Linked DNA regions of Mus musculus: regions 2 and 3 are each linked to region 1. The links are chromatin loops, found by intact Hi-C in ENCODE. Cell type or tissue: left cerebral cortex. All regions are shown on one strand.

Region 1 (8,000 bases):
CCTCACGTAAATGGCGACCTTATCTGCCAGTTCATGATAGGATCCTGAGGAATCATTTAGATGTGGAATACAGATGATAATTTTGATTTTAGTATGAAGGTTTCTGGTGCTCCTCACTCAGCTCAGTAGGCCACGTCCTCTGCTGGGACTGCCATCTCTGTTTGTATTCCATGCCTAACTCAGAAGGCGTGAATTATCCTGCGGCTCTCCTCCTAGTGGCTGCCAGAATTCTCACCTAAACTATACTGCCTTCTTTCAAAACTCTAATAAAAATGTCCTTGAGCTTCCTTACCAGAAGACAAAGAGTTGAAAGAGGAAACAACCTCGTAAAGTATATTATATAAAAACTGGAAGGAAGTCACTTTGTGAAGCATTATACTCTGCCATTGTCTATTTACAGTTCTCAGCACAGTGTTGTCATAGGTCTGCAAAGGCTACAGTAAGCCAACAGTGCAGGGGAGGCTGAGGCCAGCCAGCCTGGACCAGCTACTGAGACAAGAAGAGTCTGCCACAAACACAACCAGGAGACACTGTGTCTGTGGGCTTTCATTCTTTTTTTTTTTTTACTACTTTGAGGCAGTCTCACTAAGTTGTCTAGGCTGGCCCTGAACTGCCCATCCACTGGATGGGAGTCCAGGCCTGCACCACTAGGGGGAATGCCCATGTGTTCTTGGAATGAACCATGTCATTTTCCGAGTTCTCAAGCTTTTCCCAGCCTCCTCCTTGAGGGAGGCACACAAGTGAATCAGGACTCTTTCTGGTCCAGAGGCTCAGGAATCTCCATCAGGTTTGCACCTTTCTTCTTAACATGGAGCAGCATGGAGAACTATAAAATTACCACAATTATTTTACCACAGATGCCAGGCAGCTTTATCTTGGTTTCTTTGAGGTGGGGTCTCTCTATGAAGCCGTGGAACTTGCTCTGTAAACCATGGTGGCCTTGAACTCACAGAGATCTGCCTGCCCCTGCATCTCAAGCACTAGTCAAAGGCATGGGCCACCACCACGCCAGGCCAGGCAGCTGGATCTGTGTCTGCACCCTGCCTGTGTGCCCTGTGCCGTTGGATCACGAGAGGGCTTCAGATCCGCTGGAACTAGTGTAACAGAGGTGGTTACAGTGGCGAGCCCTGGTCCTCTGGGAGAGTACCAAGTGTCCCTACCCTGAGCCAGCTCTCCAGCCTTGGGCGGCTTGATTTTACACGGGGAGCACTGTTTCAAATATGAACACCTCATCTCCTTCTACATGTGGAGACAGAAGCGTGGGTGACATTAATTAGAAAAGCCAGTAATAATTGTACATTGCAGTGGCTGATGCCTAAGATTTACAACTCCCAAGAGACAGGACCCCGCAATAGGACGCAGGCTGCTGCAAGGACTGAGTGAGTATAGTACACAGCGCACACATTACGGAAGTTGGCTTTTTAATAAATATTACTTTCCCTGGTATTCTTGTAAGCTCAGTATCGTATTGTGAAAGTAGTTCTGAACCCATGTACTGAAGCAGCAAAGGGATGTCGCTGGCAATCACATGACTAACACTGCTGAGTTTGTGCAATGGTCTCTTGCATCATCTGGATTCGGAGAGCGGCGAATAGCCACAGGTGGCTACTCCGCACGTGAGTGGCGTGCCCTTAGGATGAGGGTACGAGGGTATGCTGCGAGGGTAAAACGCACAACAGATACACTGTCTCATTTAAATATCTGATTTCTTTAAAGGTTGAAATAATATTTGGATAAGCTGGTTTAAGAGAAACGTAAAATTAATTTCACGTGGTCTCTTCACTGTCCAAATGTGGCTCCCAGGAAATCTAAAAGCGTCTGGGTGCCTAGAACATCTGTCCTGGACAGGCAATGCAAAACTCAGCTACTGTGGACTGGCTATACTTGGCAGTTTGTTTAAAATGCCATATATAGATATATATATATAATTTTTAAAAAGCAAATGCAGACCACCAGGCCCAAATCCAGAATCAGTATCTGCACCTCCTCACGACCCTGGGATAATTCTTTAGTATGGCTCAAGTATGGCCGGCTCAATGAAGCAGGCAATTCCTGACCCAAGGCCCCATTACTGCGAACACCCACCCTTGTTTGCTTTAGGAAACCGCTTACTGGAAATGCAAAGAGAAGGATAAGAAGGGTGACAAGGGAAGTAGTAATAGAGACAGCATCAGAAACAGTGATAGGGAGAAGCTGGGGGCGGGGAGGACTCAACCCAGGAGAAAGGCAGTTCTAGACCTTTGCCTCCATAAACGCGGAGGAAGAAGCAAAGATCAGTCTACAATCAAAACCTAGCCAGGGTCAGGAACTGTCCGTCAAATCTAGTATTACCCGCCCCTCGGCGGCCTCGGCCAAGCTAGGCCTGAGCCAGGGCATCTCTGAGGTCGGCGTGTGATGCGAAGTACCAGTCTCCCCAGGGTTAGACAGCTCCTTCAGGCGTTTCTCCATTTTTCGCCCAAAGTCCCATTTCAGAGACACACATCGTTCTTCCCTGGCTCACCTGGCTCGGAGCAACCTCAACCGCCAGCGCCTTCGCCGCCGCCACCTTCCCAGTCCTTCTGCAGAGAGCCCGCCTTCTTGGGTCCAAACAGTACTGCCATTGGTCAGACTGCCCGTCACTACCGCAGGATGACCGATCTGGGGGAGGCTGTGACGAACGCCATGGCAACTGAACCCGGAACTACATCTCCCAGCATGCTGCTTCCCGTAGAGAGACGAGTCGCCGCCCCAGGGACCACCAATAAATGGGAGAAGTTGGGCGTTGCCAAGATGGGTTCCGTTTTATGCAAATTAGAGTAAAAGGCCACACCCTTCCTCATTCCAACCGTAACCCCTACCATCTTTCTTCAGTCTTTGTGTCTTTCGCCTTTCGTGCCCACGCTCTTTCTGCAAAACCTTCAATTTAGTTGAATGTATCCTAGCTACTGTCGCGCATAGAAAAGAGCAAAGCGCCAAATCGTGAAACAAAATCTCCGCACGCATAGAGCAGAAACCTCTAGTTACGCCTTCAAGGGACGAGACAAGGATGGGAGGGGAAAAAAGTGTGTGTGTGTGGGGGGGTGCTATCCAAACTACTTCATTGGTGTATCTCGTTGTCACTCTGTACACCTCTATTTCCTTTGGCTCCTTTCTTCTTTTTTGCCCACCTAGTGGGCGGAGTCATAGGAGAGAGCGAAGGCGTGGTCTCCGCCGTCCGATTGGCAGGCGGTTATCCCCGCCCATCTATGGGTGGGGCGGAGGGCAGGCTGTGGGCGGAGGGGCGGCGGCGGAGGGAGATGAGGAGTTAGGCGGGAGTGAGGGAGCGAAGGAGCGAAGGAGGGCGAGAGGAGTGGAGCGGCGCGGGGAGGGCGCGCAGCTTGGTTGCTCCGTAGTACGGCGGCTCGCAAGGGAGCATCCCGAGCGGGCTCCGGGACGGCCGGGAGGCAGGCAGGCGGGCGGGCGGGGATGGTGTGCGCGGCTGCGGACTCGGCGTTCCTCCGCGCGGCGTGCGGGCTGCACTGATTTGTGTGAGGGGCGGCCGCGCGCACCCGCCCGGAGATGAGGTGAGGAGCTGACGCGGGCGGCCTGGCGCGCGGGCGGGGGTCGGCGATGGCCGCCCCGGGGTCGGGTCCAGCGGCCGGGCGCGCGTCCCTGCGGCCGCCGTCGCCGCTCCGCCCGGTCTTTCTCATCCTCCCCGGGGGCAGCGGGGCGGGCGGGCCGCGGCGGTGGCGGCCGCGGGACGGGTTCGGGCTGAATGGGCGTCCGCAGCCACGGCCGGCGCTCCCGTGGGGGGCATCGCGGCGGGCGGTCCTTCCACCGCTGACCCCTCTGCCCTCGGCCGCCGGAGGGTGGCGGGCCGACCCGGCCTCCCGGGGATCCCGAGCTCGCGGGAGCCGCATCGCGCCGCCCGCGGGTGCCCCCGGCCTCGAGTCCCCGGCTCATCCTTTTTCTCTAGCGCCTGCTTGGAATACCCTGTCAAGTGAAGGGCGGTCAATGCCGTTTGGGCCGAAGTGGTGCGGCCGGGGCTGGCTCTGATGGCATTTAACAGAAAGCGGCTACCCTTGCAGCGGGCGTGCGTCCCCTTCTCGGCCGCTTCGCCCTCCTTGCGCACGCACTGACTCGGGTGTCTGCTGTGGACCCAGTGCATAATTGCGGTCCCTTCTTGGGGGTGGGGGGGGGCACCAGAAAATGCAATCCGGATTCCCAGAAAGAAAAAAAAGAAAAGAAAGAAAGAAAAGCAAGGAGGAGCTGGCTGGATCTCCCTTCACTTCTGTTTGCCTTTGCTTTGGAAGACAACTTCGCTGATCCTCTTGCCTATGAGCAGTCTTCTATTGTTGTGATTCAGACTACAGGCTTTGCTTTTGAAGGAATAGATTAGTGGCTTCTTGCTGCAGCTTGAGGGTGTAGAGGTATTTGGTAGCATCTTGAATGTGAAAGTTTGCGACTTTGCCCTCATCACTGCTTTTCGGAAAACAGAAGCAACCTGGAAATGTAAATGCATGCAGACTCTGGCCAGATGCGGTTCTTTTGTGTTTATCGGTTGGTATCTTTCTCTTGGTACTTCGTGGTCGGAAACACGGAGGATAAAAAAGAAAAAAAGAGTCTGATAAATAGCATAGATAGTGAAAGCATGGGAACAAATGCCCGTGGAAAATATCAGTTCTATTTTCAGGGAGGCCGGTTTACTAATCCCGCTGAATTGATGAAGAGAAAGGCTTGCTCATGGATTATGTAGTGGACAGGATGTGAGGGCAGGAGCTGGGGCCAGGAGCCCGCAGGCCAGCTGCTTGGCAGGGTGTTTCTCTAAATGCTCCAAACTAGAGGAATGTATTTATTTGTTGGGATACTTTTATTTTTAGAAGATGTTAACGGTGAAGAGTGCAGACGTTTCAGCAACCATTATGGTTACCATTTTTGTTACTTTTTTTTTTTTACACTAGTTTGCTTGAAATATTTTGTATGTGTGTGTGAGTTCCCTTATAACTTAAGAAGTTTTTAAAAAGCAACGTCTTTCTGTAGGAGATATGTAAAGAACTCAGGAAATTATAAAGGATTTAAATTAAGAAGTGAAGGCCACTGATTTGGTGACAGGGCATAGATATTTCTATACACTTTTAAGTGGCTGCAGTAAGGCACCTCTCAGAGAGTATGTGTTTAAAAAAAAAGTGTCTGTCATTGAAATTGCTGAGGATTGTGGTACCGCCACAAAACTATTATTATTCTGCCTGAGTAAGAGAGGAAATGAACACATTTTAATGTACTTTGGAACCCTGTGGATTGTTCAGATGCTGAGCATTGTGAAATAGGGCATAAAATGAGTAGCGGCAAGTTAGTTCCCTGAAATGTTTGTTCCTCAGCATTTTCTTTCTTTGAATCTCTCTCTTTCTCTCTCTCTCTTTCTTTCTTTCTTTTTAATTTTTAAAAAAAGATTTATTTATTTATATGAGTACACTGTAGCTGTTCTGATGGCTGTGAGCCACCGTGTGGTTGCTGGGATTTGAACTCAGGACCTTTGGAAGAGCAGTCAGTGCTCTAACTGCTAAGCCATCTCTCCAGCCCACATCCATCCTTCCTTCCTTCCTTTTTTCCTTTCTTTCTTTCTTTCTTTTGCTGTTGACTAGCAGTTTCTTTTTCCTCTGGGCATTCTTTATCTTTTCCCCAAATAACCTAGATTGAGATACACCCTTAAAACACTTGCAAGAGCTTAAAAGGGAGGCCCTGGTAAATTCCTCTGCCTGTGCTTTTTCTCTTTTGGTGATTGAGCCAAGCCTTGGAGCATGCTAGAGTGTAGCCTAGCACCTAGCTACATCTGCAGCCTCACGTTGTCTTTGTGTGTGGTACTGCTGGCATTAGATCCTGGGGCCTTGTGCTACAGTCTCTAGACTCTCATCCTTTTAATTTGCTCAACCTGTGACTTAAAGAAAATTAATTAATGGAGGTTGGGTTTATGTCAGACTTCTCTTTTTAGTGACTCCCTCCTGAATGGCTCCACTTACTGGCTCCATCTAAGTCTGGCATTCAGATATCTTTACATCAGCTTACCAGGTTTCTGTCTCTCCAGCTCAGTCAGACAATGGGAAGTAGTCAGTATTGTCAATACAGTTTCCAGGAATTTCTCCAAGCCAGAGAGAGAACTTGGAGAACCTTGGCATTGTGCTTTTCTCTCTTACCGAGTGTCTCCTAAGACCGTCTCTGAAGTGGATAGCAAGCTTTTCAAGTAGCAGAGGTTTTACATACTGTGATGAGGGTTTCAGAAGAGCAGAATTGGTGTGGCCTGCCTAGAAACTAAGCCAGTGCCTTTCAGACCGTTGCAGGGTGGATGGGTGAGCCACACTGCCTCCATCCCACTGTTTTGAGTCTTTACCTGCCAAGTTGGTCACATCACAGAGTAGTCACAGCGCTGTGTCCTAGCCAGTTCCCCTAAGCTTGACCAGTGTTGAATGTACAGCCCTTCTGGGTGATGTGCTAGAAAGATGTCTAGTAGATGTTGCCCCTGAGGGCTCAAAATTTAATGTAGAGTCTAATCACGTATCATTTTATAAATGATGATAATCCCAACATAAAGAATCATTTTTAGAAAATATGGACAATACATATGCTTTCCAATTTGACTCTTATGATATACGACCTTTACTCCCTTTTACAGAGTCTACCACAGGGTCCTATAAATTACAGATTTTATGTGGGTGAGCGCTACATGCAATGCCAAGCTCTGAAGAATATGGGACTTCATCACATATTGTTAATGACTTAGATGTAGTTACCAAACCTCTCAGGACCTCAGTTTTGCTAAAAATGGGAAGAATGGCAGTGGACTTTGCATACTTCTATGTTGCCCAGGCTTGCCTCCAAGTGCTGGGGTTTCAAGCATGTGTCACAGTGACCTACACTTAAACGCAGTCAGTTATTAAGCACTAGTTCACACTGACAGGAAGAATTGGAGTGTGTGAGATAGAAAGTTTGCAAGCTGACACTCACGTGGTTTCTGTGCTGCCATACTGTGTGGTCACTTTGTGTAGAGATTCATTGCTTCCTAAAGGAAGTCTCTTGATAATATCTTGGTACTAAATGTATACTTTACTTAATAAACTACCAAGGATTATACATATGATTACAAAATAAATTTCATGCTCACTTTCATCTTAATTGTATTACTTTAGAATTAGTCTTAACCAATTTAGAGTGAATAACTAATAGCCTTTGTATTTTAAAAAGATCACACAGAAATACAGAAAAGCAAGGAAACTATAAAATACCCATAAATCCGTGGCCCAAGCATATATACCAGGCCATTTTTGTGTGTGCTTATGGCTCTTCATGTACAGCTTTTGGTACAAAAAATGGGATCTTGCTGTGCATGTCTGTTTTCCTCCTTCTCTTCCTCCTTCTCTTCTTTCTTCTTCAAAGTCCTATCTAGCCTTGGCTAGCCAGGAGCTTACTAGATTGACCAGGCTGGCTTCTAACTTGCAATGATTCTTTCCCAGCCTTTGACTAAAAGGAACAGTTTAAAAACATACGGACTCCCCATGCCCCCCACATATATACACTAGGACTTGAATCAGGACCACTGAGCCATTTTTCTAGTTTGTTTTCTCTTTCTTTTCATTCTCTTTCTCTCTGTCTCTGTCTCAGGGAGAGGGAGAGAATGTGTCTTGCTGTTGTGACCAGGCTAGCGTCAGTCTTATCGAGATCCTCTTGCCTCTGCTAACCTGGTATTGGAATTCAAGCATGCACTAGCCACAATAGATTATTTTTTAACTTGTTTTCTCAGCATTTAAAAAAACAAACAAAAAAACAAAAACCAAAAACAAAACCCTTCCATGTCTATAATATAAATTTAATAGCTGGATAATATATCACTTTATGGATCTGTGAGAATTTGGCTAGTTTATTAGACATTAGTGTAGTGTGTCATGACAGACTCTCCCTAATAGCATTTCTTTTTAACTTATTTTTGAAATTTTACTAATTTTCATAAAATTTTAAGTAGGTGTTTTGTCCGTAAATATTTTTTTCTAAAC
Region 2 (8,000 bases), 180 kb after region 1:
CAGGGATGTTTTATGAGCTCAAAGCCCAGCCACACCAGCACTCTGGTAAGGAGTGTGGATGAACAATAGGCCACAAGGCATAGGGTAGAGGGCGACCACGCTGGATGAGGCTATGTATGCTCTGAAGGTCTGTAGCCTTGGCCCTGTAGAGCCTCAAGCCAACAAAGCAGAAATGCTGGGTGACAGTACCCACCATAGAAAGCCACCCCAAAGTCTGATTCTTCAGTCAGCAGGCCTTGGGGACCTACGTCTCCATCTTAAGATGTTAAGAACAGTTGGTGGTGTGATAGCTCATACCTGTCTGTGGGCATCTATTCTTTAAAATCTACTTTAATAAGTATACTTAATTGTTTTAACCTCCCTTCTAGCCCACCACCCACCAGAGGTAGTGGAAAGGAAAGGTTAATAGGGCCAAGAAGGATGTGGACCTGTTTAGAAATAGTTCTTTGGAGAAAATCCAGTCTGCGTTGTCAGGATATCAGCAGTTTAGTTCACACGAATCAACAGCAGTAGCTTGATCCACTCGCAAACACCATTCGTGAATCAGCAGAAGATTTCCAGAAGAAATGCAAGGCTCGGCCAGTCGGCCCAAGTCTGTTCTTTCCTGAACACCACCAGAAGTCCTTTGGTACGTTTCTCTCTACAAAGTCACAACAAACAATGATCAGGGAAGAAGACAAGGAGAACCAATGAAGACCGGAATCAGCAAAGCCCAACGAAGACCAGCAAAGAGTGGCAAGGTGAACCAGTGCCACACAGTGTCATCAACTATCTGTTTTGTTATACTTATTCCCTTTGTAAACATCACGTGGGGTCTGCTCTAGCAAAACGTCACACGCCCTTTTCCCAGGCAGCTTCCAGAAAAACACCACATGTCTGTTCTCAGAAAAACATCCTCTCGTAAGACAGAGTCCAGAAAAGCATCACATGACACAACTGAGTCTCCAAAGGAACCAGAAATTTCCACTTCATCTGTCAACAGGCACTTAAGAGTCTAAGGAAGGGCAGCCAGGCGGTGGTGGCTCATGCCTTTAATCCCAGCACTTGGGAGGCAGAGGTAGGAGGATTTCTGAGTTCTAGGCCAGCCTGGTCTACAAAGTGAGTGCCAGGACAGCCAGGGCTACACAGAGAAACCTTGTCTCAAAAAAAAAAAAAAAAAAAAAAAAAAAGTCTAAGGAAGGATGTTTGCTGTGAGCCAGAAGATCGCCTATGCTACAGTGTGAGACCCTTATCTTAAAAAACAGTGGGCTGGAGAGATGGCTCAGAGGTTATAAGCACTGACTGCTCTTCCAGAGGACCTGAGTCCAATTCCCAGCAACCACATGGTGGCTCACAAGCATCTGTAATGGGATCTGATGCCCTCTTCTGGTTGGTGTGTCTGAAGAGAGCAACAGTGTACTCATATATATAAGATATAAAAATAAATCTTTTTTAAAAAACCAGTAAAATACTAAGAATAAAGAAATTCTTGTCACTTGATTTTTGTGGCTTATGAACTCTTGGTAACCAGGTTACTGTCCTTTGTTGGTTGGCCTTTTTAGCTATTGTAACCAGCCCATGTCTTCATGGCACTCACAGGAATTCGAAGGGAGCATGCTGGCTCCTACTGCAGTGTGGACCATGTTTGGCTTGGTATTAAACACACAGAACTGATTAAGTTTCAGATAAACGACTCAATAACCCAGTCTCTGGTCCCAATTTTTCTGTCTTAGTTTAGGGTTTCCATTGCTGTGAACAGACACCATGACCAAAGCAACTCTTATAAAGGACAACATTTAATTGGGGCTGACTTACAGGTTCAGAGATTCAGTCCATTATCAGCAAGGCAAGATACATGGTGGTGTCCCGACAAGCATAATGCTGGAGAAGGAGCTGAGAGTTCTACCTTCTGAAGAGAACCAGAAGACTGGATCACACTGGCTAGACTTAAGCATATATATGAGACCTCAAAGCCCCGCCTCCACAGTGGCACACTTCCGCTAACTAGGGTACACCTTCTTAAAGCCCCGCCTCCACAGTGACATACTTCTGCTAACTAGGGTCTTCTCAAAGCCCCGCCTCCACAGTGACGTACTTCCTCTAACAAGGGTATACACCCCCAATAAGGCCACACCTCCTAATAGTGTCCCTTCCCATGGGCCAAGCATTATTCAAACCACCACGGACATGAGTTGAGTTCCATGGCCTCCTTCCAATGCTTTCCTCAGAGAAGTGTGTGGGTAACTGATCTGGAGAGAGATTTTCCCCTGGAGGCAGCTGGCTATCGTATCACACAAGGTAATGTGGACCAAGGGCAGCTGTGTGGGCAGTTGGAGGCCTTGAAGATCAGACACTTCCTGGTTTCTTGTGCCTGTGCACAGCTGCGGCCCCCTGCCTTCCTGCCTACTGTCAAAAGTGGGGCATTTGCCAAGTCTGTTGGCCTCGGATGAGCTGACTTGACATGACAGCCCCCGGGTAGATGTTGGAACCACATGTCAGCATTCACAGATGCCCTCGCTGTTGGTGAGTGGTGGGAGAGAGCCATGCCCTTCAGGTTCCAAACTAGTAACGGGGTTCGATTAAGCATGCACTGTTGTGTAGGGCTTTGAGGGGGTCAAATGCACCACCGAATTCTGCAGCCCCTCTTGTCCTGGGGCCTGGACGCTGCACCTGGGAAAGTAACATTTGTACAGGAGTCCTGCCTCTTTCCAGAAGCACCGACGACTACCGAGTCTTGTGGGGACTTCCTGTTAGAGCTGGTTCTTGCTACTACTATTCTAGTGCAGTGCCCCACATAGAACAGATAGCTAAGAGGGGAGCTAGCAGTCTCCTTAATTCCTAACTCCTCACTTCTCACTCTCTCTTTTTTTTGGGTTTTTTTTTTTTTTTTTTTTTTTGGTTTTTTGAAACAGGGTTTCTCTGTATAGCCCTGGCTGTCCTGGAACTCACTCTGTAGACCAGGTTAACCTCAAACTCAGAAATCTGCCTGCCTCTGCCTCCCAGGTGCTGGGATTAAAGGTGTGCGCCACCATGCCCGGCTATTCTCATACATCTTAAATGTCCTACCCTTTAATGGTTGAGCTATTTCTCCAGGCCTCCACTTCTCAATAAATGAAAGGGGGAGACATACCACATCCTGCGATTGAAGCAGAGTCCCAGAAGAAAGGCTTGAGAATTTAGCCAAGACTGATTTGGGTACCTGGAATCCTAGAACCTTTCTTGGCTCCAGAAGCTGCTGCCAGGGCTCTTTAGAGCCGTTCTTGTTTGTATGTAGGATTCAGTCCTACTAAGGGCCCAACATTTGACTCTGATGAACCCCAACAGAGAAACAAACACATCTCGCCTTCTTCCTGTCTGGTTGTCTTTTCTAGCAACTGGTGTTCAATTCAGTGACCAACTGCTTGGGACCACGCAAGTTTCTGCACAGCGGGAAGCTCTACAAGGCCAAGAGCAACAAAGAACTGTATGGCTTCCTCTTCAACGACTTCCTCCTGCTGACCCAAATCACAAAGCCCTTAGGCTCTTCCGGCACCGACAAAGTCTTCAGCCCCAAATCTAACCTTCAGTATAAAATGTACAAAACGGTAAGGTTTATGTAGCTCGTGGAAAGAGGGGTCTCTAAAAGATGCCCGTTACAGAAGGGTTTGGGACTGCAGGGTGGAGAGAGCAAAGGGGAGGAGCTGAGAGACTAATGGGAGGAGCTAAAAAAAGGAAAAGGGGAGGACCAAGATAGAATAAGGGGAGGGGCTAAGATAAGGCAAGGGGAGGAGCTGGGTTAAAGGGAGGAGCTAAGATAGGGCAAGAGGAGAAGCCAGGATAGAGTAAGGGGAGGAGCTAAAATAGAGTAACCCGAACAGGCAGAGTAGAGGACTGTCCATGTCCCACACCTTGGTTCCCAGTAACACACAATCAATCCTATAGGGGACCTCACATGACAAAAACATGCGTTACTCCATACAAGTGAGCCGACATCATGGCCAGTCCAAGCACCCAAGCACCACTGCTCCTTCCACTCTGCCCCAGATGCCTTGACAAACGCTCACAGTGGCCTGAAACATCTATACCCTTCCCTTCCGCCACCAATGTGTGGAGGGTTTTTGTTTTTGTTTTTTTAACAGAATGCTAAATCCCGTGTGAGCAGGGTTGTGTTTGTGTGTTGCCACGCCATGTGAGATTTTATTTTCTAATTTCGTCTATGCGTGATGGGGGAGGGGTGTCTTTCCGCAGGGGTTCTCTTAGGAGCAGCCGCTCACTTTATTTTGGGAGATAGTGACAGATGATGTGGACTGCTGCTAGAGCCTTTGTATGAAATTCCTGGAGACACCCTCTTAGGTGTGAAGACTGTTTGCGGTTTAGGACGTAATACAGGGAAGTGGAGCAGTTATTTCTTACTTGTAAGGGTTATATTTGCAAAATGAATATAGCCTGATATAGAAGTCAGTATCACGGGGCTGGAGAGAAGGCTCTGAGGTCAGGAGCGCTTGCTGCTCTTACAGAGGATCTGGGTTCAGTTCCCAAAACTCACATGGCTGCCCACAACCATCTGTAACTCCATCCTCTGGGACCCCCTCCTCTGGCCTCTGTGGACAGTGTCCACACTGCACAGACACAAGCAGGCAAAGCACCCTTACACAATTATTAAAAAGTAGTATTAAGATAAAATCTATATTCTGGTATAGTCGTGTGTGCTAAGCTACAATCACACACCTGCCGTCTAGATTACTGGGTTGCACGCACGCGCGCGCGCGCGCGCGCACACACACACACACACACACACACACACATACACACACACACAGACTCTGCCTTGTTCCTTAATGCCCTTGTATTATGACTTTGCAGCCCATTTTCTTAAATGAGGTTCTAGTAAAATTGCCCACGGACCCTTCTGGAGATGAGCCTATCTTCCACATTTCCCACATCGACCGGGTCTACACCCTCCGAGCAGAGAGCATAAATGAGAGGTAAGCCCCAACCGCTCCCAGGCACTGGGTGAGGACCACTGGTCAGCATGTCCCAGCATCCCCCACTGCAGTGGTATCATCTCTGTGTGGAAGGAAGTAGTATATATACTGTTTTTTTTTTTAAAGAACTTTTCAAAAGTTAGACATCTGGCATGAGTATTCCAAAATAAATGGACTGAAATCAGCTTTGCTGGAGGCTTTTTTTTTTTCTTTTTCTTTTTCTTTTTTTAGAAATATCCAGCAGCCTTTGAGGTATTGAGAGCTGCTTAGACTGGCCTAAGTTTCCCAGGTGGTAGAATCCAACAGGAAGGTGATTTGAGACTAATCCCCGCCCCTCCGCCCCCACCCTCCCCCAGGACGGCAATCTGGGTCTTAGGGTTGCTGGTATTTGCTCCAGTTTTATTTTAGACTGTTCTGGAGCCAAATGAAACAGATCGCTTTTCTGAAGGGTGGGCTTGACACGAGGCCAACAAGCATCCCCAAGAACGTTCCTGCCAGGCAAGAAGATTGGCTAAAGTTACTGTACATATGGCACCCTGAGAAAACCCGCACGCCAAAGCACCTCCTGGCGTGCGCTCCCCACCCCCACCCCCACCCCCAAGTGCGAAGCCTTCTTTCCTTGGGTGATTTTGGAAATAAAGACCCTTCTGTCTTCCTGGGTCCTCCAAGTATATGATGCTTTGCAGTATGGGAGGGCAGGAAGCCACGCGCTCCTCCCTCCTCCAGCCTGGCATTTATCAGGCTTTCTTCATGGACGCAGGGAACGTGAAGGAGATCTTCAGTGTGTTCATTACTTACGGGCAGAGCTGTTACTCAGGTATTGAGTGCCTGCCTCAAATGCGCAGAATTCTGGGTTCGATGCCTAGCACCACGTAAACAAGTTATGGAAGTGTGTGCCTGTAATCTCAGTGCTCAGAAGGTGAGGAGAGGGATAGAAAACCAAGGTCATCCTCAACTACGTAGTGAGTTTATCACCAGCCTGGACTACAGTATATGAGACCCTGTCTCAAAAAACAAACTAACAAATAACAACATCAACAAAAACATACACACAAAATGAAGCAAAAAACTAACAACAATGGCTGCAGCGATGGTTTAGCGGTTAAGAACACTGGCTGCTCTTCCAGAGGTCCTGAGTTCAGTTCCCAGCAACCACGTGGTGGCTCACAACCATCTGTAATGGGATCTGATGCCCTCTTCCTCTGGTGTGTCCGAGGAGAACCACAATGTACTCACATACATAGGATAAATAAATCTTAAAAAAAGAAAAAAGAAAAAAGAAAGAAAGAGAGTAAAACCAACAACAACAAAAAAGCCAAAACAAAACAACAAAACTTCCCTACTGATGGTAGGGGTAATTAATTATTAGCATCATACATTACAGAACCAGTCTTTCTTTTCTGAGCCTTTGCTGTTAAATTCAAATAAACCAAGTAAAAAGAGTCCCGGAGACAGAATTTGAGCAGACCCGAAGCCTGCTCTGTGCGTTCTGTTTGGCAATATTCTGTCTCTTCTCGTCCAAGGACTGCCTGGGTGCAGAAAATCAAGGCGGCGTCTGAGCTCTACATAGAGACGGAGAAAAAGAAGCGAGAGAAGGCGTACCTGGGTATGTGCTGCAGGGCCGGAGACCCTGGGGTGGGAGGGCCATTGAGTCCATCCCAGTGTCTCCGGGGCTGAAACTCGAGCCAGAAGTGGGGCTAGGTGTAAGGCAGGGCGCAGTATAAAGGATGAAGGGCAGATTCCAGGGGCAAGAGACAGGAGGGGGCCTTGCTTTCAAGTGCGGACAGATGCCTCGCATAGATTGTGAGCGTGCTGGAAAGAGAAGGGCATCAAGGCAAATGTGATGTGATAGGAAGCGGTTTTTGTGTTGTTTTCTTGTGGTTTAGTCCGTTCCCAGCGGGCGACCGGTATTGGAAGGTTGATGGTGAACGTGGTAGAAGGCATTGAGCTGAAGCCCTGTCGGTCACATGGTAAGGGCCCATGAATTCCACCCAAGCACTCTAGAATATTCAGGGTTCTCTGCCCTCCCCCACACACTCTTTACCAATTTGACGTCAGTTGTGCAATTTCCTATGTAAATTTCCTGCTGGCATTGGTTTTCCTAGCACTTGTCAAAGATATGCACACATGTAGGTATATAATCATATATATACTATATATATACACGGGGTCTGAAATTGAGTCCCACTAATGGATTTGTTCCTCTTCTGAATGTGATACCAAACTACGGGAGGGTCCACCAGATCTTCCACTTGTGAATCTTGAAGGTGTAGGGGGATCGAAATGAAATGTGTCCCACCTGGCAGGGGCTTTTGTTCACTCTAGGAAAGAGCAACCCGTACTGTGAGGTGACCATGGGCTCTCAGTGCCACATCACCAAGACAATCCAGGACACGCTAAACCCCAAGTGGAATTCTAACTGCCAGTTCTTCATCAGAGACCTGGAGCAGGAGGTTCTCTGCATCACAGTGTTTGAGAGGGACCAGTTCTCGCCTGATGGTAAGTGGAAATGGCCCTGGGGCACCCTTAGTCCGACCCAGCCCGCTCTACCTTCCGGGCACCTTTGGCCCCGCCCTCGGGGCAGCTTGGCACCTCACGCTTTGCCCTCCGGGCACCCTTAGCTTCCCTGCTCTACCATCCCAACACTCTTGGTCCCACCCCGTCGTCATCCCAGTTGAGCAGGGTGCATGCTTCCCCACCTGAGAACCTGACCCCGGCAGTCCCTGGGCTTTTAACCTGAGAGGTTGGCACGGTGCAAGGAGCTGCGGGAGGCAACGGAGTGGATGTGGGCAGGAAGTGCTTGGGCTCGTTGGTTCACTGAACTAGACAGACTGTAGTCATCTGTGCTCCCACACAGGCGAATGAGGGAGGGTATGCCTGGGAACCTCGATGTAGTGCGATTTTTCTGTCCTTGGCTATCATCAAGGATGCCTCAGTAGGTAAAGGCACTTGCTGCCAAACCTGATGATTTGAGCTTGATTGATCCCTAGGACTGATATGGTGGAAGGGGAAACCGACTCCTGTAAGTTGTCCTCCACGAGTGCCATGACATGTACA
Region 3 (8,000 bases), 73 kb after region 1:
TCCACACATGCATAAACATAGGGAAGAACTGTAGAAAGGAAAACAAGTAAAATAGAAATGAATGTGTTGTCACAGTGCAGGAGGCAGAAGGTAGAACATTGTCTATCTGGTGTAACTGAGAAAGAGAGGAAACAAATTAGTCCGTCACCATTCCTAAGAAACTAGATCCAGCTAGTCTGAGCACTGTGTGCCTGAAAGACAGGTACTGCACACAGGGGCTGCAGAAGACCTGAGAGATCTGGAACAGTCTGCTTTCCAGAGCCCCCTGCTCCCACTGACTTACCTGCTGTGGGGGTTCTGGGTTTGATCTCTGGTGTCACAGGGGAAAAGAAAAAGGAAGGAAGGAAGGAAGGAAGGAAGGAAGGAAGGAAGGAAGGAAGGAAGAAAGAAAGAAAGAAAGAAAGAAAGAAAGAAAGAAAGAAAGAAAGAAAGAAAGAAAGAAAGAAACCCGACCCCCAGCTTACCCAGATGCTTTCTGGGCACAAGCCCATAGCAAGGTGAAGTAAATGGGAGGCGAGACAGAGGTGAGCATCAAGGCCCTGAGGGGAGGAGGAGACGGGAGAGAGGGGGTGGTGGGTGGGTGGGGGCACAGAAAGCAGGGCCCAAGTACAAACAAGCAACAGAGCGTCATCCCACACCAAGTTATTATAGAAAACCACTGTACAGCCAAGGCTACTCCACCCCAGTGGACAGTGATGCCACCATTTCAATCAAGCCACAGGGTGCTGTGGACCTGATCCAGGGCTTCAGAGACCAACTTAAACCCAAGACTTAAATAACCCAGAAGCTTCAATTGGCCAGAAGCAGGGAGGCAGGATTCAGCAAAGAATGAACATCAAACTTTTATTCTAAAAACAAAGACAAAACTAGAAGCAACGCCAGAGATATTATTCTGAAGAGAAATAAAACCTTTTTTAAAATAGAAGAAATGAAACAGTAGATATAAAAAGGCTAGAGAAAGTGACAGATAAAGAGTTGGACTGGAATTCATGAAGAATCTCCCTCCAGGGAGCAGAGCAACTGTACAGCAAATTCAGGACCATTATCTTGAAGTGGAAGGTTTGAAAGAGTGTGCCCAAGAGTACCGACCTGAAAAGACTACCCTAAAGTATATTCCACTTTAAACGTATCGGAGCACATGGAAGAAGAAATGATGTAGTTCTGAAGAAAATAGAGCAGCTTCAGATGTTGACCACAGTGTTTTGTTGCAAAAGAAAATTGAGTGACCTGTTTAATAGTCTTAGGGAAAGACTGAGGCAAGGATTTTAATATCCTGAAAAACTAATTTTCAAATGGAGCACAGACAAACTTTACCAATTTGTAGGGTCTCAAGGGGTACCTGTTATTTCTACTGTCTATTTATCTGTCCACCTGTCCATGTGTTCTGTCTATTCATCTTTCTATCCATCTTTTTTCCCTGTCCACTGAAAAGGTCTAGAAATAATGGTTGATCCCAGCAACAGTGGCATTCCAGATTGTGGACTAGAAATAGCATTTCCTGCTATAGGAAACCAGAATTTCTTGGAAAAAAATCTGATTCTAGGCCTGAAATATGAGCCATTCATGATGAACTTAGAAGGTGTGTCCTTTGATAGTGGTCAGCTCAGAACTGTGAAGGAACAGTAGAACAGTAATGGACAGACCGCCCTGGAGAAGCTGTGCTGCCCAGAGAAGGCAGTCACCAATGATGTGCACTTGGCCAGTTAGGGTATTCTCACAGCAGTGGGCTGGGCTTGATCCTCCTGCCTCTAACCGTGCGCTAGGATTACAGGCATGTACCACTACTGTTGGCTATACGTTACAAGAATATTTTGCCTTAGGAAAATCATGCAGCTGTTAAAGTCGAGTTAAATATAAAAAGATAAGAGCATTTGTTTTAGCTCCAACTTCTTTTGTTGGTTGGAACGCATTCATAAAGATTTATTTCTCTCATTAAATATTTGGTTACTCCCCGCTATCATATATTTTGGAGAGGCAGGTAAAATGACTGATTTGTTACTTTCCTTTATATTTAGCACCTTTTTCTTTTCTTTTTTTTTGTGAAATTTATTATGTTTTAAGAACTTGTAAATAAAATAGCATGCAGAAATTAACTAGACCCAAAGTCTATACAGTACATTTGTTGCTTTTGCATTTACCATCATTACTGTTTTGTTTTGTTTTATTTTATTTTATTTTAAACACAATCTTCTGTAGCCCAGGCTGGCCTCAGCCTCTCTCTGTATCGAGGGTGACTTGAATTTCCACGAATCCTCTGGATCAAGGATGGTAGTTCCCTGGAGTTATGGGGTTGTGAGCATGTAACTCCACACGTGGTTGTGTCCTACTGGGTTGCACTCAGGACCTCCTGGGTAGTAGGAAAACACTTTACTGACTGAGCCTCATCTCTGACCCCAATGCTTTTCTTCTCAATCCTCCTCCTGATTAAGTCCTCTCCAAGCTGAGTGTACAGTCTTCTTGCTATTGATCCCTAAGAGAATAGTGTGGGTCACACAGGAAACGTCAATGCTGACAGTGGCCACGTGAGTACCAGAACTCAAGGCCTTGTGATTCTTGACATAAGGTTTTGTATTTTCCAACTGTTTAACGTAAGGGTGTGTGTTTCAGTAATATTTCCTTCCTTCCTTCCTTCCTTCCTTCCTTCCTTCCATTCATTCATTCATTCATTCATTCATTTTGGTGCACTGTTGAGTGTTGAAGCAGATCCGAGTGTATTAGCCAAGCAAGCATGTACATGGGCTGTACTCTGAATCCTCTGACTGTTTTATGTGGGGACATATTGCAGCAGAGACAAGGTTTTCTTCCTCTAGCTGTACCGAGTGTCACCATGCGAGTGTCACCATGCGAGTGTCACCATGCGAGTGACTGGCTGAGTTTGCTGGGGCTTTTCTCTTCCAGGTATAGGAGGGATTGCTAGCATGCCACCACTCACAGCTGTTGCTCCTGTGCCAATGGGCTCCATTCCAGTTGTTGGAATGTCTCCACCCTTAGTATCTTCTGTCCCTCCAGCAGCAGTGCCTCCCCTGGCTAACGGGGCTCCTCCCGTCATACAGCCTCTGCCTGCGTTTGCGCATCCTGGTACGTGCCTACGTTTCTCTGGTTAAATGTGTTTTGCCACTGTCTAGTTACCACAGACAAAGGGATGGTAAATCTCTATTTGAGTTCTCCTTTCCACCCAGCGTATGACATGACGCGTGCTAAGACTGAAAGGAAAGAAAATAAATGTCATTGTGGAACAGACAGAGAAACCCAGTGGTGAGAGCCAAGAGCTGACTCGCCTTCCAAGGGCCCAATAAGAGCAGCAGCGATGGGCAGTATTTGAACATTCCGTATTTTCATTCATCAGTTACTTCTATTCTTTAACTTCCATGAGTTAGTTGCTAATACACCAGCCACAGAATAGAATTCCACAGTGAGGAAAACCGAGCAGTGTTGAACAGGTAGAACTGGGCAGAGTGGGAAAGAGAGGCAACTAAGTGGCCAAATAGATTAAGCTCACACCGTTAACACTTGCTTAATTGAAGGAACGGATGTAGTTATTTTGGATTCTGGTTTAGCTAATTTCATTTTGAAACTTTATTCAAAGTCTTTTCCTATAATTAAAGCATCAACTATAACTATAGATAGCCTTGGCCTAACAAATCATACCGAATATATAGAAGAATGGGATTCTTTCTAAAAAGCTCTTTGGATATCTGAGCAAATTCAGTAGTACCAGCAGCATAGGCTTTACCGTTAGATCTGTGTCACTATTGCTGTACCTGAGCAGCCTGCACTTAGCATGCGTGTGTGTTCCCAGTGAGAGGAGGAGTCTAATACGCCTCATCTGTCTGTCCGTTGCAAGTTCTAAATGTAAGGCTGCACATGATAGCAGCCAACATCGTTCATGTAACTGTCCCAGTGGTGTGAGCAAACCCACACACTTGTTCTCTTTTGTGCTGTGGCAAGGTCGAGGGGAGAGGCTATGGCTAGGGTCTCATCAGGTCAGATGGGAATCACACACAGATCTGCTCCTCCCTAGCATTACAAGGCATCTGGCCAAGACTGGGAAGCCTGTGACTTCTTGGCTGCTACATCTGGAACTAATATTTTAGCTCCTTTGATGGTAAGAAAATGCCATCTTACTTGGAACAGTACCTACAAAATGTGATACTAAATGTTCAGTGAAGAGTAAAATTTTATGGATGTCAGCCTTATGCTCAGTCAGGTGATTCTTAGCAGAGCAAATAAATCTAGGAGTGTTTTATTTTGGCAAGAAGACAGGGTATGGGGTAGTGGCTGTGACTCCGTGCTAGGGGAAGGAGGGGCCACTGCTTCAGAGTTATGACTTCATGTCTAGATGTTTGAACTAAGGGACGTTTCTTAATTTTATAGAATTAAAACTAATCAATGTTTTATTTTTATAGCAGCCACATTGCCAAAGAGTTCTTCCTTCAGCAGATCTGGTCCAGGGTCACAATTAAACACTAAGTTACAGAAGGCACAATCATTCGATGTCGCCAGGTAAGACTGCTTGGTTTTTATTTTTAAATTTATTTATTTTTTTGTATATGAATACACTGCAGCTGTCTTCAGACACACCAGAAGAGGGCATCAGATCCTATTACAGATGGTTCTGAGCCACCATGTGGTTGCTGGGACCTGCAACCACATGGAAGAGCAGGACCTGGAAGAGCAGACAGTGAGTGCTCTTAACTGCTGAGCTATCTCTCCAGCAAGACTGCTTGTTTTTAATGCAGTTACTTAAAGCATTATTTGATTTTCTTTAAATGAATTTTGTCCTTCTTAATTTTCTTAAAGGTTTATTTTATGGTTTTGCTTGCTTGTACCTACATATACACATGTATGTATGTGTACCACATTCCTGACGCCCATGGAGGTCAGTAGAGGGAGCTGGAGCCTCTGGACTTGACGTACCGACACAGTTATGAACCCCTGTGTGACTGCTGGAGATCAAACCCGAGTCCTGCAAGAGCAGCAGTGCTCTAACGCACTGGACCGTCTGTCCAGCCCCAGCCTTTACTTTTACCTTGTTTAATTTTATAGAGTGCTAATAACACCTTTTAAAGTTCTACATAATGTTATTATAACTCATCATTTATTTCTTGAGGATGACAAATGAAGAGCATGCCATTGTCCTAATTTTTTTACAAACAGAATTATGGTAGTACCGGCTGGGTGTACTGCTGAGAGGCAGAAAGAGCATGCCACATGTGAGAGCTGTGCTCAGCAGCAGCACCAGAAAAGAAACACAACTGGACGGACTAGAACAGTCTCTGGGGAGCTAGGAAAGCCAATTAATGATCTTGTATTAATCATTTAAAAGCTTATGAATTTTTTATATGAGATTTGAGCCAAAGTTGGTCTTGCTTTTAATACTGTCATAATCTCACAGTCTGTCTGCCTTAGTGGTAAAATAGTAGTAACCAGATTGTGGTGAACTGCGCCATTCAGATGACTGTCCCCGGTCACATATGTGGCTCACGTTGGAGAGTCTCTACAGTCTCATTTCTTATATGTGACCAACCATAGTTTCATGTTGTCTGTCATATGTTTCTTTTACTCCTTGCTGTTTTCTACAGCTGAGATTTAAGCTCATATTCATGTTAAAATTCCTCCCTATCTCAAACTGGAGTTTCATGTGTTTTTGACTTTTCTCACATGATTTTGAATTCTGCCTTAAAATTGCTTTATAATGCTAGGATGACTAACAGATGGTCAGCAAATATTAAAGTCTTTAGATGGTTGAGTTTTCTACATGTGTAGTGATCTTTTCAATACTGTGAAGTTGTGACGATTTCATAATGGAGCTCCCTAGCTTTCAGGTAAGGTGCTCTTGAGTTTTCAGTCTGCTTCTGCTCGGAGGAATGAGGTAGACAGCTGTTGCTTGATAACACTCTGGAAGAGCGAAGAGTGTCTCTGTGCAACACCCTTTATCTTTGCTGTGCAGGGGCAGATAGTTAGCTTTTAGTCAACAGGCAGGGTTTGGCATTAGCCAAGCATCAGTGAGACAGAATGAGAGAAGTGTTGCAGAAGTACTTACAGCAGCGTCCAGCGTGGTAAGTGTTCTCGTTATGAACTTACGGGAAGTCAGGAAGGTGGAATCTGTTGACTCTCAGGGACTTTACATTGTGAGTGTAACCACATGGACACCACAGGTGTTAATGAATGACAGCGAAAACTTCATTCTGTGCCTAAATCTTGATTTGGTGTGTGACATGATTCTTTGTAAGCATGGAAGGAGAAGACATGTGGAGCCTTACTTATCTGCCTTCCACATGGAATGCCACTTTCCTGTCTTCGTTGTGTTGATGGAGCTACTTGACCAGCCGTGAGACTCTCACAGACTGTCCATGTCAGTGTGATACTTGTGTGGTCTCACTGTTAGCAGGGTTACCTCGGGTCAGTGTTGGAGCTCATTGGCAAGAAGACATCAGTGTTGGATTACAGTCAGGAAAGTGGAGCCCCATGCCGGCTCCACTGCTCTGCCAGGAATTTAAACCTCCCAGCAGGAAATATCCGACTTTATTAAGAAGTGGCTCCCAGGGACAGTAAGGCAGCTCAGAGGGCAAGAGTGTCTGCCTCTAAGTCTGAGGACCTGGGTTCCATTCCCAGAACCCATGGGGCAAACAGAGAGAACCAACTCCTGCTGATTGTCTTCTGGCCTCTACACATGGGTCCATGGGTCATGTCATGTGTGCACTCTCTCTCTCTCTCTCTCTCTCTTCTCTCTCTCTCTCTCTCACACACACACACCCCTCAAGTAGATAAATAAATGGAAAAACAAAAAAGAAATGAGTATATTTTGATAACTTGTTGTAGAGAAAGGTAAATATTTTGAAGTGTACTTTTAAAAAGTCAGTTGTTAGCATTGCTTTTTAACTAAAGGAGAAATTCCTGAATGCTTAGCAAAAACCTGGGCAGTATATAATGCCTCAGCTCTGGGAATATTTTCCATGTGTTACTGGAACCTTTGAATTATTAAATAATATGTAGAATATGAGACGGTCACCTGATTTGTTGTTTTTCTTTATAAAAAAAAGTTTAGCTAGTGTTTTAAAGATTTCCTGTGTGTGTGTCTGTGTCTGTGTCTGTGTCCTGTGAATGCAGATGCTCTCAGAACACCAGGAGAAGGTGTTGGAGCCCATGAGCTGGGTCACAAGGAATTGTGGGCTGTGTGACTTGGGTGCTGGCAGCTGGACCTCTGTCCTGGAAGCAAGCACTCTTAACTGCTGAGCTGTCTCTCCAGCCCCTAATTTACTTCTTGAAAGATGTCTATACTGATGTGTAGAGGCACAATGACTGGCTTAGTGGCAGGACTTTCCCTCGACGGGGCCCTGGGTTTGACCCCAACCCCACCAGGAGAGAAAAGTCAACACCGCCAACCTTAGACAGACATGTTTGAACCCCAGCAATCTGTGCTCACAGTGCACCAACCACCCTCTCCTTCTTCTTTCCCCACAGCGCCCCTCCAGCAGCAGAATGGGCTGTGCCTCAGTCATCAAGGCTGAAATACAGGCAGTTATTCAACAGCCACGACAAAACTATGAGTGGACACTTAACAGGTATTTACAAGCAAAAATATAGTCATTGCTTTAAGTAGAGCTCGTTTCTAGATACCGAGTCAAGAAAGAGTATTTTCCTGATGCCTTGTCTACTTCCTTACTTCTAGGTAGGGTTCATTGTTTCAGCTCTGCTGTGTTTTCAAGTACTGGTAACTCTATCCACATTACCTTATCCCCCACTACTTCTGTCTTCACCCTGTCTCCTGTTGGTAAACTAGAAAACAGGCCTGAACCCTCTTGCACCGGTCAGTGGGACAGCGGTAGAGAAGGAGCTGTGCCCAGGGCGTCCCGAGTCTCTCCAATGTGCCTCTGCTGAAGAGGCTGTTCCCTCGGTCAGACATGGAGGCTGGATGCAGGGTACCGGGTGTGGAAGGAGTGACTCTGCTGTCCTCATTGCCTGCTGCTCATCTCTTTGGATATCATTTTTTTGTCTAT

What was found. A loop is a pair of places that touch in the nucleus more often than their neighbours do. Peaks named below come from ENCODE experiments on the same cell type or tissue, not always from the same donor. Only the 100,000 strongest peaks of a DNase experiment are listed, where the experiment ranks them.
Region 2: it touches region 1 in a loop (3-fold over the local background); 29 of 42 quality-filtered maps call a loop at or near these places.
Region 3: it touches region 1 in a loop (2.3-fold over the local background); 11 of 42 quality-filtered maps call a loop at or near these places.

What each region holds. Positions count from the first base shown.
Region 1 is chr16:91,726,058-91,734,057 of GRCm38, forward strand. It overlaps Cryzl1 (crystallin, zeta (quinone reductase)-like 1), which reads right to left and starts at 2,745. Exons shown (of 13, transcript NM_133679.2): 1 at 2,501-2,745. It overlaps Itsn1 (intersectin 1 (SH3 domain protein 1A)), which reads left to right and starts at 3,314. Exons shown (of 39, transcript NM_010587.2): 1 at 3,314-3,542. Gm46543 (a long non-coding RNA gene) reads left to right here. Exons shown (of 3, transcript XR_001781880.2): 3 at 2,462-2,524. In left cerebral cortex, CTCF peaks have their summits at 621 (motif pointing right) and 3,187; DNase peaks (open chromatin) are centred at 2,683, 3,182, 4,071, 4,402 and 1 more place; H3K4me3 peaks cover 3,992 bases; H3K27ac peaks cover 2,612 bases.
Region 2 is chr16:91,901,937-91,909,936 of GRCm38, forward strand. It overlaps Itsn1 (intersectin 1 (SH3 domain protein 1A)), which reads left to right. Exons shown (of 39, transcript NM_010587.2): 34 at 3,351-3,563; 35 at 4,822-4,943; 36 at 6,467-6,549; 37 at 6,830-6,913; 38 at 7,269-7,442. Gm52262 (a long non-coding RNA gene) reads right to left here and starts at 2,322. Exons shown (of 3, transcript XR_003951963.1): 1 at 1,795-2,322; 2 at 429-640. In left cerebral cortex, no CTCF peak of the experiment used is centred here; DNase peaks (open chromatin) are centred at 3,423, 4,300, 4,995, 5,434 and 2 more places.
Region 3 is chr16:91,798,629-91,806,628 of GRCm38, forward strand. It overlaps Itsn1 (intersectin 1 (SH3 domain protein 1A)), which reads left to right. Exons shown (of 39, transcript NM_010587.2): 6 at 2,899-3,078; 7 at 4,407-4,503; 8 at 7,465-7,565. Among named protein-coding and RNA genes, the nearest start is that of Itsn1, 73 kb to the left of the region's middle. In left cerebral cortex, no CTCF peak of the experiment used is centred here; a DNase peak (open chromatin) is centred at 15.